Regions from separate parts of the Homo sapiens genome. Here region 2 is linked to region 1. Evidence: chromatin loops called from intact Hi-C (ENCODE). Cell type or tissue: ascending aorta. All regions are shown on one strand. Each heading gives the region's core, and the rest is flanking DNA. Links, peaks and the distances in the headings are about the cores only.

Region 1 (6,871 bases), core at 1,734-4,233:
CATTCTGCATCCTGCAGCATAAAACATGATATGCAGAATGTCTTTTTGGGGGTGGGACAGGAATTAGTCTGTCCTCATGCTACTATAAAGAAATACCCGAGACTGGGTAATTTAGAAAGGAAAGAGGTTTAATCGACTTCAGTTCAGCATGGCTGGGGAGTCCTCAGGAAACTTACACTCATGGTGGAAGACAAAGGGGAAGCAAGAGTCCCTTATAAAACCATCAGATCTCATGAGAACTCACTCACAATCACGAGAACAGCATAGGGGAAACCACCGCCATGATTTAATTACCTCAACCTGGTCCTGCCTTTGATACGTGGGGATTACGGGGATTACACTTCCAGGTGAGATTTGGGTGGAAACACAGAGCCAAACCATATCAATATGGCATTTAACTTAGAAGTATGTATGATGTGACTTACATTTACTCATATGTCACCCTCAATAGACTGTAAGGTCTGTGACATAAGGAACTGTGGCTCGCCTTGCATCCCCGATTCATTCCTCTGGTTCAGGGTGTGGCACGTACAGCTGCTCTCTCTCTCTCTATATATATATATATATTTATTTGAGACAGAGTCTCGCTCTGTCCCCCAGGCTGGGGTACAATTGCGCTATCTCAGCTCACTGCAACCTCTGCCTCCTGGGTTCAAGTGATTCTTGTGCCTCAGATTCCAGAGTAGCTGAGATTACAGGCACACACCACCACACCTGGCTAATTTTTTGTATTTTTAGTAGAGATGGAGTTTCGCCATGTTGCCCAGGCTGGTCTTGAACTCCTGAGCTCAGGCAATCTGCCCACCTCAGCCTCCCAAAGTGCTAGGATTACAGGCGTAAGCCATCACGCCAGGCCTAGCTGCTCAATATTTGAACCAAAGGTGTCCCTTGTTCCCTGTCCATTCTGGGACATTAGAGACCTTCCCAATAACCTGCCTCTAACTGCCTGGACCTTCTCATTGCCCGTGACTGTTCTTGCTCTCCATTTAGCCACAGGCTTTCATTCATTATTTTGATAGCTACTTCTTACGCATCTCATCTGTGCACAAGACATAGTCTTTGTCCTCACAGGACTTACATTCTACAAGAGACTACAGATGAAGTATTATACACAGTGCTCTGTGGTTAGTTGTGGTGAATTCCTCTAAATGCATACTCACTGTGCGGGAGAGCTTGCAAGAGTGAGACTCTGCAACCTGAGAGCTCAGCAAAACCTTATTTTGGGAAATAACTTTTCAGCTCAGGCTGAAGGGTGAATAGAGTCAGCCAGAGCAAAGGGCAGGAGAAGCACTCCTTGTTTGTGTGCACACTGGGGACCTGGGTGGGTGGCTGGGGCATGGGAAATGCAGGAGAAGTGGCTCCAGGCTGCCCTGGGGAGATGGGAAATGGACCACTCATACAGTGCCATGCTGAGGATTTTGGATTTTATTCCGAGAGGCAGAAGTTAAAAAGTTGAAATGCATTGAAAGGTTTATAAACAAGACAGTGACATGATCGGGTTTCAGGTTTCTAAAGCATTGCTTTGGTTCCTGCTTTGAACAGGGCTAAGAAAAGATCTGTAAGATTAATTAACTGGCTACTACAGTCGTTTTAAGAGAAAGATGATGGTGGCTTGGGAAAGAGTGATTTTTTTGATATATTCAGAAGTGCATTAGTGGAGATTTGGAGCCTGATTGGGTCTGGAAAGGAAGGATTTGAAGATGAGCACTTAGCATGGCCATGTCTAGGAGTATTTCCCCCATTTCAGAACTTTTCCTGGTTGTGGAAATGACAGTATTCATCACCATAGTAACAAGTACACATTTTTTCACATGAAGAGTATTCTTCGCAGTTAGATAGACTTCAGCTTCAGGAGAACAGAACAGAGTGTTTACAAAGTTTGAATTAACATAAGGGGTAGGGCGGGGATCAGAATAGCACACAGGATATCAGAATGTTATCTACACTGGCTCCATTCTATTGAGGTATGACCGCTAGGCTACAAAGCTGCGTTTTTGCTGTGTGAGAGAGAGCACAACCTCCTCTTCACAGTACTGCTGAGAGTCACAGAAATCAGTGGGAGAAGGTAAGCTCTTAGTTCTAATTTTTCATTTTTCTTCATTTAAGAAACGATTCAGCTCTTGTCTCTCTTCAGCGTCACTTACAATGATGAAAGTCAAGAGAAGAGCAAATTCTACTCCGTGTCATTGAAAGTCATAACCTTTACCACCTAAAACATACAACTTGCTCAGAGAGTACGTCTAAGCAGGTCCTAGAAGCTGCCACCTTATCGCTCTGTCACTATGGTGAGAGGAGCCACATGGAACAAGGTCAATATGAACACGTTGATAGCAGCTTCTTACTCCAAACACTGTGTGTTAAACCATTCTCACATGGCTATAAAGAAATACTTGGGACTAGGTCATGTATAAAGAAGAGAGGTTTAATTGGTTCATGGTTCTGCAGGCTGTACAAGAAGTAGAATACAGGCGTCCGCTGCTGGGGAGGCCTCAAGAAGCTTCCAATCACGGCAGAAGTTGAAGGGGGACCAAGCATCTCATGTGGCGGAACAAGAGAGAGAGAAGTTGCTACCCACCTTTAAACAACCAGCTCTCACCAGAATTCGCTCACTATTGCGAGGACAGCACCAACGAGTCGGTGCTAAACCATTCATGAGGGATCAGCCCCCACGATTCAATCAGCTCTCACCGGGCCCCACCCCCAACACTGGAGATTACATTTCAACATTAGATTGGGTTGGGGACATGAATCCAAGCTATATCACACTCCAATGATACCTTAAATCATGTAATATATATATTAACTCAGCGAGTGTTTATTGAACAAATTATAGGCATGTGAAAATTTATGAAACAGTGTCTAGCATATATGACTGAAGCTTCCAAGAGGAAATAATAAGAACCACACTATAGGAACTCTGCTGGAGCTGTCCAGGAAAAAGGAGAATAAAAATAAAGATAGCTGTACCTATTGGATCTTTCCCTAAAGCAGTGGCAGCATGAGGGGGAGTCCAGAGAAAAACCCATGAGTCCTAAACCGTGAGATATTGGAAACCCCAGCCTCAGCGTCTTCATCTGAAAACTGCTCATTGGATTTCCAGAGACACTTCAAGTTCCCTTCCATATTTTACTGGGATTTCGTATTTTACTGTGAGGTGTGTCTTTTTCTCATATGACATATTAGGGCTCACACACTGCGAGGAATCTGCTTCACTGAAAGGCAAAATTGCTTTGGACTCTGGCCTAACCCCTCCCCTTCAGGGAAGTATCCAGCAAAGATTTCACAATAAATGAGATCACACTGTTCAAAGAGACAAAGTATTGCTTCTTTCTATAATATGTAAACAAAATATCCTCTGGATATTGCTTAGAAACAATGATTTAAATTTTAGGTCTTCCCAAACAATCTGTTTGCAAGAATGCACATGATACAAAGATGTTGATAGCGGCACGGAAAAATTCTGTCAGTCCTAAAGACATTGCTGACACAGCCAGAGTCAACCCCGGAGGCACACTATAAACTCCCATCAACTATGAAAAACAGAACTCCTCATGAACAATGCAGAACGAACGAACGGGTACTCCTCGGCTGTCAAACCTGGGGAGTGGCCCCGTGTGACCTAACCTCCTGGTAGGGCAGGGACCAGCCTAGGAAAATTGCATCTGGGACACCCACCTCCTGAGAGAATACCCTGGTGTAATGGATTCTTGGAGAAAGTTTCCAAAAATGAGTCAGAGGAAAGCATTTCTGATTTTTTCCATTCCCCAGCAGTGTTTTGGCGTTAACTTTTCCTCATTTACTCCACATGCCCAAACCCCAAGACTGATTGTCATGACATCATGCTAAATTAGCCTCTCATTTGAAGCGACCGCTTTCTGTGATTTGAAGATTGGGAGGAAGCAAAGCAAAACCTAATATTTCAGTGGCTATATGTAGGCCAGGACTAGCTCCCACTGTTGGCCCATCTACCTCTAGGACTGAATCTTATCTGATCATTTCCATGGCAACAGCTGTGGGATTGGAATAGGATGAAGGTTTAGGAAGAGTTGCTGGAATTCAGTACTAGACGAGTGAGGATTATTTAACTACACACTTGTGTTGCCATGGAAACGCAAATTTACAAATCAGGCAGGATTTTTGTAGCTCAGCAGCACAGTATTATATTCTTAGGCCTGCTTCAAATCTCCCTGTTCCATTTCCTCTCTCACTGGGGGGAGATATCCCACCAGATACAATTTAATTATTCCCCAAATACTTTCTATTTTAATGTTTAAGGCAGAAATATGGATAGGCTAGGACCAAGACCAAAGTGATTATTCTAAAATGCTTTTCAGTTTTATTTTTTAAAAGCAAAATGCTGTTTAATCTAAAGAAAGAGAATTTCAAACATGTGATAGGAAACATATTCATACAAGAGTCAATTAAGACCCATCTAAATCCAAACCAAAATTACCCTAATTTGAAAAGAATGATATCTAATTCTTGTAGGGTAAGTCCTGCCTAGACTTTGAATTCATTTTATAGCAAGTTCATGTCAGGGAATCAGAAATACTTCATCTGTAACCACTGTTTTAGGATTTATAAGCCACTTCGATTTCACAATAAGCTTATGGGTATGGAAGAGCAGGGGTCAAGACGAGCATTTAGAGACAAAGAATTGTGGTCCAAAGTGGTTGTGTGGCTTGCCTGAGACCAGGCAGTCTTTACACATGTACGATCTTTTTTTTTTTTTTTTTTCCAGCTCTTTGGTCTGTTAATGGAAATACCTATTAGAACTCCAGCGAGTATTTTATTTAACTCCTTATAATGTTACTAACAGAATTCCTCAGAAATGAACTTTTAGAAATACTCACCAGTCCTTTCTTCCCCAAATCCCCGTGTTCTTGGAGGAGTGATGTCTTGCAGCATGTTCTTTGGCCTAGGAAGACCTATGATGGCTCTTGTCTCCTATTTTTGAAGGAGTTGGGGGTGGGCATCAGTATTACAGCATGTCTTAGAACACACTTGTGGCAGGGCGCGGTGGCTCATGTCTGTAATCTCAGCATTTTGGGAGGCCGAGGAGGGCGGATCACCATGTCAGGAGTTTGAGACCAGCCTGACTAACAAGGTGAAACCCCGTCTCTACTAAAAATACAAAAATTAGCCAGGCGTGGTGGCGCATGCCTGTAACCCCAGCTACTCAGGAGGCTGAGGCAGGAAAATCGCTTGAACCCGGGAAGCGAAGGTTGCAGTGAGCCAAGATCACGCCATTGCACTCCAGCCTAGCGACACAGCAAGACTCTGTCTCAAAAAAAAAAAAAAAAAAAAAAAGAACACACTTGTACGGGACCACTTAAATGTGCCAGAAATCAGCATACTACAGAAAACTGAGCTCAGAACCACTCCCACTCCAGGGGGGAAGCAGGTTGGACCCACCTTCCAGGCACTGAGAGGAAGTCCAGCGCAGCAGCCAGGGTGAGTATCAAGGCAGCACCTGGAACAGGAGCTGGCGTCGCGTGTCTGACAGGGGTGGAGGAGTTCTGACAGGGACTGTTTCAATACCCAGATTTCTGCAGGGAGAGCTAGGAGGTGGGGAAGAGCTGTGAGGATTGGGAGATGTAGTGGAGCTGCTCAGTACATCACTGGGATGCAGCTATGGCAGAGGCTGGGGACATGAGGAAGGGTACTGTGCTGAGACCCTCACTGGGTTCTAGGTCGGGGGGACCAGCCACTCAAGGGAATTTATGTTGAGTCCTGGAGCACTGGGCCGGGACTCTTAAGGACTGGGTGCTGCTCACAGAGCAGGGTTGGACATGGTCCAGCTGTGGAAAGAAAGGAATTTGTAAAGGCTGGGCTGAGAAATGGCCACACCAGTGCACCACACATCCCAGCGGAGTAGAGCCCAGAGGAAAGTCAGACTTTCCTGAGACCGATATCTAGTTCCACCTGCCGCTAGAAATGCAATGTCAGGCCAGTTAATTCATTTCTCTAAGCCTCTGTTTTCTCCTCTGTAAAACGGGGGACAATTGCAGTCTATTATAGAGTTTGTCACCCTAGTCTAATCCAAAACTTTTGTTTTACAGCTGAGGAAATGCATGTCTAGCAAAATTAAGTGCTGTCCCTCACCCATGGACCCTCCACCCCAACCTCATCCCAGCTTGTTAGTGTCAGAACTGATCTTCAAACCTGCATGTTAAGAATGGAGGTGGGAGCTAAATTTGATCCAAAGTTTAAAGACAGGGAATATTTTCGCTTCATCTGATGTCACTTCTGGGCAACTGATAATGTTAACAATGTATCAAAACTCCATCTAGCCAGTGCTATAAGTCTGACCCTGGAAGAAGTGGCTATATGTAGGCCAGGACTTAGCTCCCACCGTTGACCCATCTACCTCTAGGTAGACGAATGAGGATAGAGTCAGGGCCACTTACACAAGCCTGAGGGTAAGACAACGGCCTGATTCTGGCAGTGTCTGTGTGGTCAGCCTTAGGCCAGCTTGGATTTTTCTATTCCATATAAGGCTTTTCCTAAGAGTAACAACCATCTCAGAAAATTTCCAGTCTACAATGTGAAATTATCAACTATAGTTCTAATTCTGTACCTTAAATCTCTAAACTTATTCATCCTACATAACTGCAATTTTGAACCCTTTGGCCATCACCTCCCCAACTCCCCCACTTTTCTATCTCCCAAGCCACTGGTAACTAACTACCTTTCTACTCTTTGCTTCTAGGAATTCCACTTTTTTTTTTTTTTTTTTTTTTTTTTTGAGATGGATTGAGATGGAGTCTCACTCTGTCACCTAGGCTGGAGTACAGTGGCATGATCTCGGCTCACTGCGAGCTTTGCCTTCCGGGATCACGCCATTCTCCTGCCTCAGCCTCCTGAGTAG
Region 2 (6,871 bases), core at 3,179-5,678, 220 kb before region 1:
GCTAGCACTTCATGCACTTTGAGATGAGCCACTGGAGGGGGTCTTCAGGAAAAGAAGAGCGCTGCTGGTTTAATTCAGGACTGAAGAGGTTGCTATTCTCAGCTCTATAAGATGGATCACATCCCAGGCTGAAAATCAGGTTCCAAGGGCTCTTGTCCAAAGATCTGCTCCTGCGTTTAAACAGTTCAGTCATGTATCCATCTGTGCCTTAATTTCTACATCTGGAAATGGAGATGCTATGACCATAAGGATGAAAAGGGCAGCATTTACTGATCCCCACCGTGTACAGGACACCTGACGTTCATGGAAAGCCTGGCCAGGTAGACCAGACCATTTTACTGAAAAGGCAAAAGTCTCAGGGCAATTGGAAACTCATCCAAAACCCAGGAGTCGTGGAGGGGCCAGGATTTCAATTTCAAGACTGTTGGGCTCCAGAGCCCACAGAGTCTTGTCCAAAGGTCACCCAGGCAGCAGGCACAGCGGTGATGCCATGAACCACAGGGCATGAGTTATGAGTGGCTGCGAATGAATGAGAAACACCTATCAGCCCAGGCAATATGGAAGCACCAGGTAAGAGCCACAGGCTGTTTCCTAGCAGGCTGCTACAAACACACTGAAAATGGCATGCGACCAGCAGCTGGGGAGAGGGAATGGAATATGGCCAAAACAAACTGACCACTTTTATAGTGCCATTTATTTTAGAAAAAGAAATTAACGAAGGAAACTTCAATATCAATGAAGTTGCAAGAATATAATGAGCAATGCTTGCTCCCACGAGAGATGGCTTTTTAATTATTTTTTCAGATGAACTTCAGTCACAGTATATTTGATCCATACCCAATCCACGTTCTTTGGAGAGTTAAAACACATTTTACCCAATGTCAAGTTAAAATAAAAACTCATCAGAGGCAAATAACTCTTTGCTCCCAGGGCTCTGAAAGGAAATTTGGTTCTCTTTGGTTGCTGGCCAGTATTCGGGGGCCCTTCGTACTAATCAAACACTTGGCAGATGAAATCTGAGAATTATTCTCTTTGCATTATTAACGGAAACACAGAGGGCTGCACTGGGGTTCAGGATAAGTGATAAACAAAGAAAACGTGACACATTTTTGTGTCTAATACGTGTGCCTCCTGAGTTAGAGCACTTGTTCTGTGTATTCAGGCAAACAGCAAAGCCTCCCTTCTCAAAGAACCCCTTTCCGCTGGCCAGCTCCCATTCTCTCCAGAACATCCATCCTCAGGAGAATCTGCCAGCCTGTCTCTGTGCCGTGTGTGTGTGTGCGTGCACGCGCGTGTGTCTGCCTAACACACACAACTCAAAATTATCTGGTTTCATCTTGATCCCAATCTGCATTCTTAAAACTGCATCATCCACATTTGATACAATTGCACAGAACTATACACAGACACACAAATGAGCACATATAAAACTGGAGAAATCTTGGCCGGGCGCAGTGGCTCATGCCTGTAATTCCAGCACTCTGGGAGGCCGAGGCAGGCGGAGCACTTGAGGTCAGGAGTTCGAGAGCAGCCTGGACAACATGACGAAACCCTGTCTTTACTAAAAATACAAAAAAAAAAGTAACCGGGTGTGGTGGCAGGCACCTATAATCTCAGCTACTCGGGAGGATGAGGCACGAGAATCACTTGAACCCAGGAGGCAGAGGCAGCAGTGAGCCAAGATGGCGCCACTGTGCTCCAGCCTGGGTGACAGAGTGAGACTTCATGTCAAAAAAGAATAAAAAAAAAAAAAAGAGAAATCTGAATAAATTTTATGGATCACAGCAATGTTAACTTCCTGGTTTTGCTACTGTGTGATAGTTACCATGACATCAACAGCAGGGGAAACAGGAAGAAGGATACAGGGGACTTTCCTGTATTTTGCCACAACTTGTGATTCTGTAATTTTTAAAAGTTATTTAAAAAAAAAACTATATCATCAATTCCTCAAGTACTTAGAGAGAAAAATTACAATACAGCTCCTTACCGAAAACTTTTGGCAAAGAGGCAGGAGTGTAGTCTTGGTTTGGTACTAATCTCTTTGGTGTCTGTTATGGGCTGAATAGTGTTCCTTCCCCCAGATTCATATATTGAAGCCCTAACCCCCAGTACATCAGCATGTGACTGACTATATTTGGAGATAGATCCTTTAAAGAGGCAATTAAGGTTAAATGAGCTAATATGGGTGGGTTTAAACCAATGTGACTGGCGACCTTGTAAGAGGAGTAAATTGGATACACAGAGAGACCAGGGATGTGTATGCAGAGGGAAGACCACGTGAGGACACAGGTAGAAGGCAACCATCTGAAATTCAAGGAATGAGACCTCAGAGGACGCCAACCCTGTGGCACCTTAATCTTAGACTTCCAGCCTCTAAAACTATAAGAAAATATCCTTCTGTCATTTAAGCCTCCCAGTCTGTGGTGTTTGCTTAGGGCAGCCCTAGCAAACTAATACAACGCCATATCCCACATCCCCCATTCATCTGGTTTTGTCCTCTGGTAATGAGCTCCCCAGCCCTTGGCATCCCTCTTAAGAAGGAAGTATGGTAGGAAATCCATCAAGCATGGAGCAAAGGTCTTAGCTCCGAAGAGCTAACTAAGCTTTAGATACCATCCGCCTACCCATGAAAGGTTAGTGCTCAACTATTTGGGGAGCCATCAAAATATGGAAGAGGGATAGGGATTATTCATGGTAGATCCAGAGGGCATAACCAGAACCCAGGGTATGGGAAGTTGTAAGGTGGCCTATTTCTAACACAACACTTAAAAAAACCTCCTAGTGGTTACTGCGGTTCAAAAAACAGAATGAATGGCATGTGAAGGTATGGCGCCCACACTGCTGGAAAGAGCTGAGCGAAAGATGCAACAGATCAGTTGCTCCTGCCCCAGATGTCTAAGGTCTGATTTGCAGCCATCTCAGCTCAAAGCACTATGAAACAGGGGTGCAACCTCTTTACAGAACTCAGACCTGAACCGTTAGCTAGGACCACCTTCCTCTCTCTCCATCCTACCTCCAATACTCCATTCTGGCTCTGACACTCATTCTCCATTTCAGCAGCACCTCTCTCCTTGGACTCCAGACACACTGCTGTCTTCCCACCTTCCTGGCTCCTGCTGCAATTTGTATGCCCAGGAGGCTTCGGGCTGTCTCGTGGAATGCCCTGGCTTGCACCTGACTCCCTGGACCGTGCACCACCCTTGAGCTCCCATCCCAGCCTCGTGAGCAGATCCCAGACATACCTGAAATAAGCATCACTTTCAGACCCACAGCCCAGCCCTATCCAGGTAAATGAGCTTGGGTAAGTTACTCAACCTCTCGGAATCACAGTTTACCTATCTGCTTTGTTTAAAACAGCAAATATTTTAAAAATCCATGTCCAACTATAGAAAGTATTAAATATTGTCGTATATATTCAGAAGGGATTATATATGCAGCAATGTCATAGAATAGTAACAAACAAATGCTCATGAAATAGTAAGAGAAATGAAATTACACAAAACATCATTTATCTTGAACACATTTTCATAGAAAAGCATGCTAATGCAGAAGAGAGAATAGAATTGTGTACACCATAAAGCTACAATATTCTCTAATTATTCTTTTTCTACATATTCAAAATTGTAAACGGTGAACATGTAATGCTTTTTAACTAGGAATAAAGTTATTGAGAAATCTTTAGTACTCCCATTTCACCTTTTCCTCCTTGAAAAAAAAAAGGGGGGCAACCTAATGAAAGGGCACAGTAAGCCCATTCCATCATCCTACTTACACTTTCATAAAAAGCAAATACGACTTGTGTTCTGAACTTAGAGAAACAGAAGGACAGCTAAGAAAACTGGGCTAATGGAAGATCACAACATGGAGCTAGAGGCATGACTAGACTCCCAAAGAATGGATTCTCCGACCTCAGTAGGGGCCCAGTGGTCTCCACTGCCACTGCGCCCATGTAGTCACTCTAGGAACAAAGAGTGCCACGTGCCACCCACGGGTCACCGTCTGGCTGCACTGTGAGTCCGGGTGCCGCATGATGCCGCAGTGAAAGCCTGCCAGCAGAGCCGAGTCCCCATTCATCCAGTTTTGTCCCCTGGTAATGAGCTCCCTTGGCTCCCTCCCACACTGGAAAGGACGGGCTGAAGAATGGTGCCAGCCAGAGGAGCCCCTTGTGAATAGCCCATCCAGGAATCCAGGAATCTGGCAGCGGCTCAGCCACAAGAGGCCAAAGCAAGTAAGTCATTTCAGTGGAAAATATCGGCTTGATTCAAGATGGAATGCTTCACTTTGCCCTGGGTTGTAGTGGAAGCTACGACACGGCCACCGATGTACAAACAGCACCCATCTAGTGACCCACAATGCGGGTGACCCGGGGCAGGTGTCATCACCACTGATCTGCAGCCTGAGCTGTGCATGTTGATCATTCTGTTCCCTGCTGACACCCAAAGGGAAGGCTCAGCTCAAGAACAAGCTGGTGTTTTACACATGCCATATTTAGAATCCTTTCAATCTCCACTATAGTGTCACGATTTAGGCATATGACCAGACAATTGGTTGTGGGCCCCTCTCTAGACCAACTCTGCAGGAGCTGGAACCAGGGGTACACATGTTATTCCTCCCCGATGGATATACAGTTACACCTACAGTCCCAGCATCAGTCCCTTGAGACTTTCCTCCTCTTCAGGGAGTTAAGAGGCCAGAATTTTATATCAATCCTGTTCAGTGGGCTACCCCAAATACTGTGAAGTAAAGTTAAGTGGCTTCAGGAACTAGTGCCATATTAGAGGAGATAAACTCTGAAATATTCTCACTACCACAAACACTTTTTTTATAGCTCATACAATAAATAAATGAACCAGTTATACTCTGCATATGCTATGATCTTAAATTATACCTGGAGAATAAACCACATATGGAATAAAAGGCCCCCTATTGAGGCCAATCTATGCAAAAGACTTGTCCTCTCCTGATCCCGATAAACACAAACCCATGTAAACCAGTGCAGAGAAACCCAGAACTATCATCTCCATGGCATGGGCTACGATGTTTTGGAATCTGGCCATATGTAACAGAGCCACCAAGATGTTCGTATGTCATGCAAAGAGACACTCCCCCAACTCAGACTTATCACAGAGGAATGGGGTGACCAAATAGAAATTTGGCTGAATAGTTCTTCCTACCAAAGACTCAATGCAAATCCCACAGACAAGGCCTCAGAATTCAAGAAGGCCTTCTGCCTCAAATGATCAGCCCTACTGTCCACGCCTCCACCTCCCACACCCCCATGTCCCAAACCAAAGTGCTTCCTCACCATAAAGCTTTTGGCACATTCAAACCAACCCTCACCCAGTGTGGGGAAACAGCACAGCTTAACTCATCAGGAGACACTTCCAGAAGAGGGTTCAGTGACTACGGCTGGAAGCCCCAGGCAGAAGTGATACAGCACTGTTAGGACTTCAGGGGTGACTCTGGGGAGAAATTTTTCTACTTGATTCTATCAGCAGAGACAACAATTCAGGTTTTCACTCCCCATTTCATTCCCTGTGCTCTGATTGATCTACTTCCTGTTATTCCTACCAGAAAACAACTCTCCCAGAGCCCTAGGGTGACATCAGTCAAGTCAGAGGGTGGACCTCAGGAGACCTTTGTGGCTACATGCTGTAGTCCATGATCTGGTGTGCAAAAAACTCACGTGGAGCGGCTTTCACTCAAGACTTAAGGCAATGAAAGAAAAATGATTACCTTAGTTTCCCTTCCTCCACCATAACCACTCTCAGGTAATAATGGAAACCCCTAACCATCTCTGGCCTGAGCCGTTTTCTCTTCCCCTTTGTTCCATAGGTAGCTGGTGACTAGGCTCACTGGTGCTCCATCCTCTGAATGGAGAGGCGCATTCCTTCCATCTTTCCTGCCCAGAGCCTGCTCACAGCCAGCCAGAACATCCGCGTGCAACATCCGTGTTCAGTAAACGCGTCTACTCCAAAGCTGGGCCAGAAAGACACAGAGAAAAATCTGCATTTCGGTGTGTCCTGCTTCCAAACCATCCTATCTCAGCAAGCTTGAAGCCTGGCAGATAGGAACCTTTATGTCAAATCCAGTTCAAATTCTATTTTCACTTAAAACTCCATAATATAATTAACTTTCTACCTCAAGGCACATTGCTTTTGGGAGGCATAAAGCTTCCCTGGGTAGAGGTAATGTTTTCAAAGCTTAGCACTCAGTGACTGGGGATGTCAGAAAAATCCAGCAGCTGGCAGGAGACAGAATTATACTTTGTAAACAAGGGATAGAGATGCGGGGCTGGCCAGCCCTCACCTTGCACGCTGCCATCCAACAGAGCCCACCGCAGCCACTGAAAACACTGCCCGCCACGTAATAAACAACTTGCCACTCAGATGATTCTTAACCCCCACGCACAAGTGGTTTCCATCCTTCCAGTATAAAACATCAGAAACTCTGACCGTGAAAAATAACTTTTCAAAACACAAATACCTTATTTCTCTCTACATACCCAATTCCCATGCATACTTCCATTATTGAAAAAATTACCGGAAGTCACCAACTTCGAATGATGCCAAATGCTGGCAAAGCCATCACCTCTCCTTTTGAGCTGCAACAGGACAATGACCAGGACATCATTCTGATTCTTCAAAGCTGGAGTTTCCAATGTGTAGACCCCAAGTATACCTTGGTGGCTAATATCAGAAAGCCCAAAGTCCACATACGCACTCAAAAAGAAGAGATAAACATACAACTCCTCCCGATCATGTTTTCCCACTGAAGCGGTGTTAGTGGTCTAGCCCCGTGGAGCTCAAATTCGGCCGCTCACAAGAATCACCTGGGAACTTTTAAAAACGTCTCAATGCCCAGGTTGCAC

What was found. Hi-C counts contacts between places; a loop is a spot of excess contacts. Peaks named below come from ENCODE experiments on the same cell type or tissue, not always from the same donor. Only the 100,000 strongest peaks of a DNase experiment are listed, where the experiment ranks them.
Region 2: a loop joins it to region 1, with 3 times the contacts of the local background. A loop is called at or near these places in 1 of 110 quality-filtered maps.

Annotation. Positions count from the first base shown.
Region 1 is chr15:91,691,417-91,698,287 of GRCh38, reverse strand. No RefSeq gene overlaps it. Among named protein-coding and RNA genes, the nearest start is that of SLCO3A1, 160 kb to the left of the region's middle. In ascending aorta, for the core only: no CTCF peak of the experiment used is centred there; DNase peaks (open chromatin) are centred at 3,227, 3,587 and 3,947; H3K4me3 peaks cover 731 bases; H3K27ac peaks cover 1,423 bases.
Region 2 is chr15:91,916,607-91,923,477 of GRCh38, reverse strand. The region is part of intron 2 of SLCO3A1 (solute carrier organic anion transporter family member 3A1); the gene reads right to left. Among named protein-coding and RNA genes, the nearest start is that of SLCO3A1, 66 kb to the right of the region's middle. In ascending aorta, for the core only: no CTCF peak of the experiment used is centred there; a DNase peak (open chromatin) is centred at 4,147; H3K4me3 peaks cover 652 bases; H3K27ac peaks cover 2,097 bases.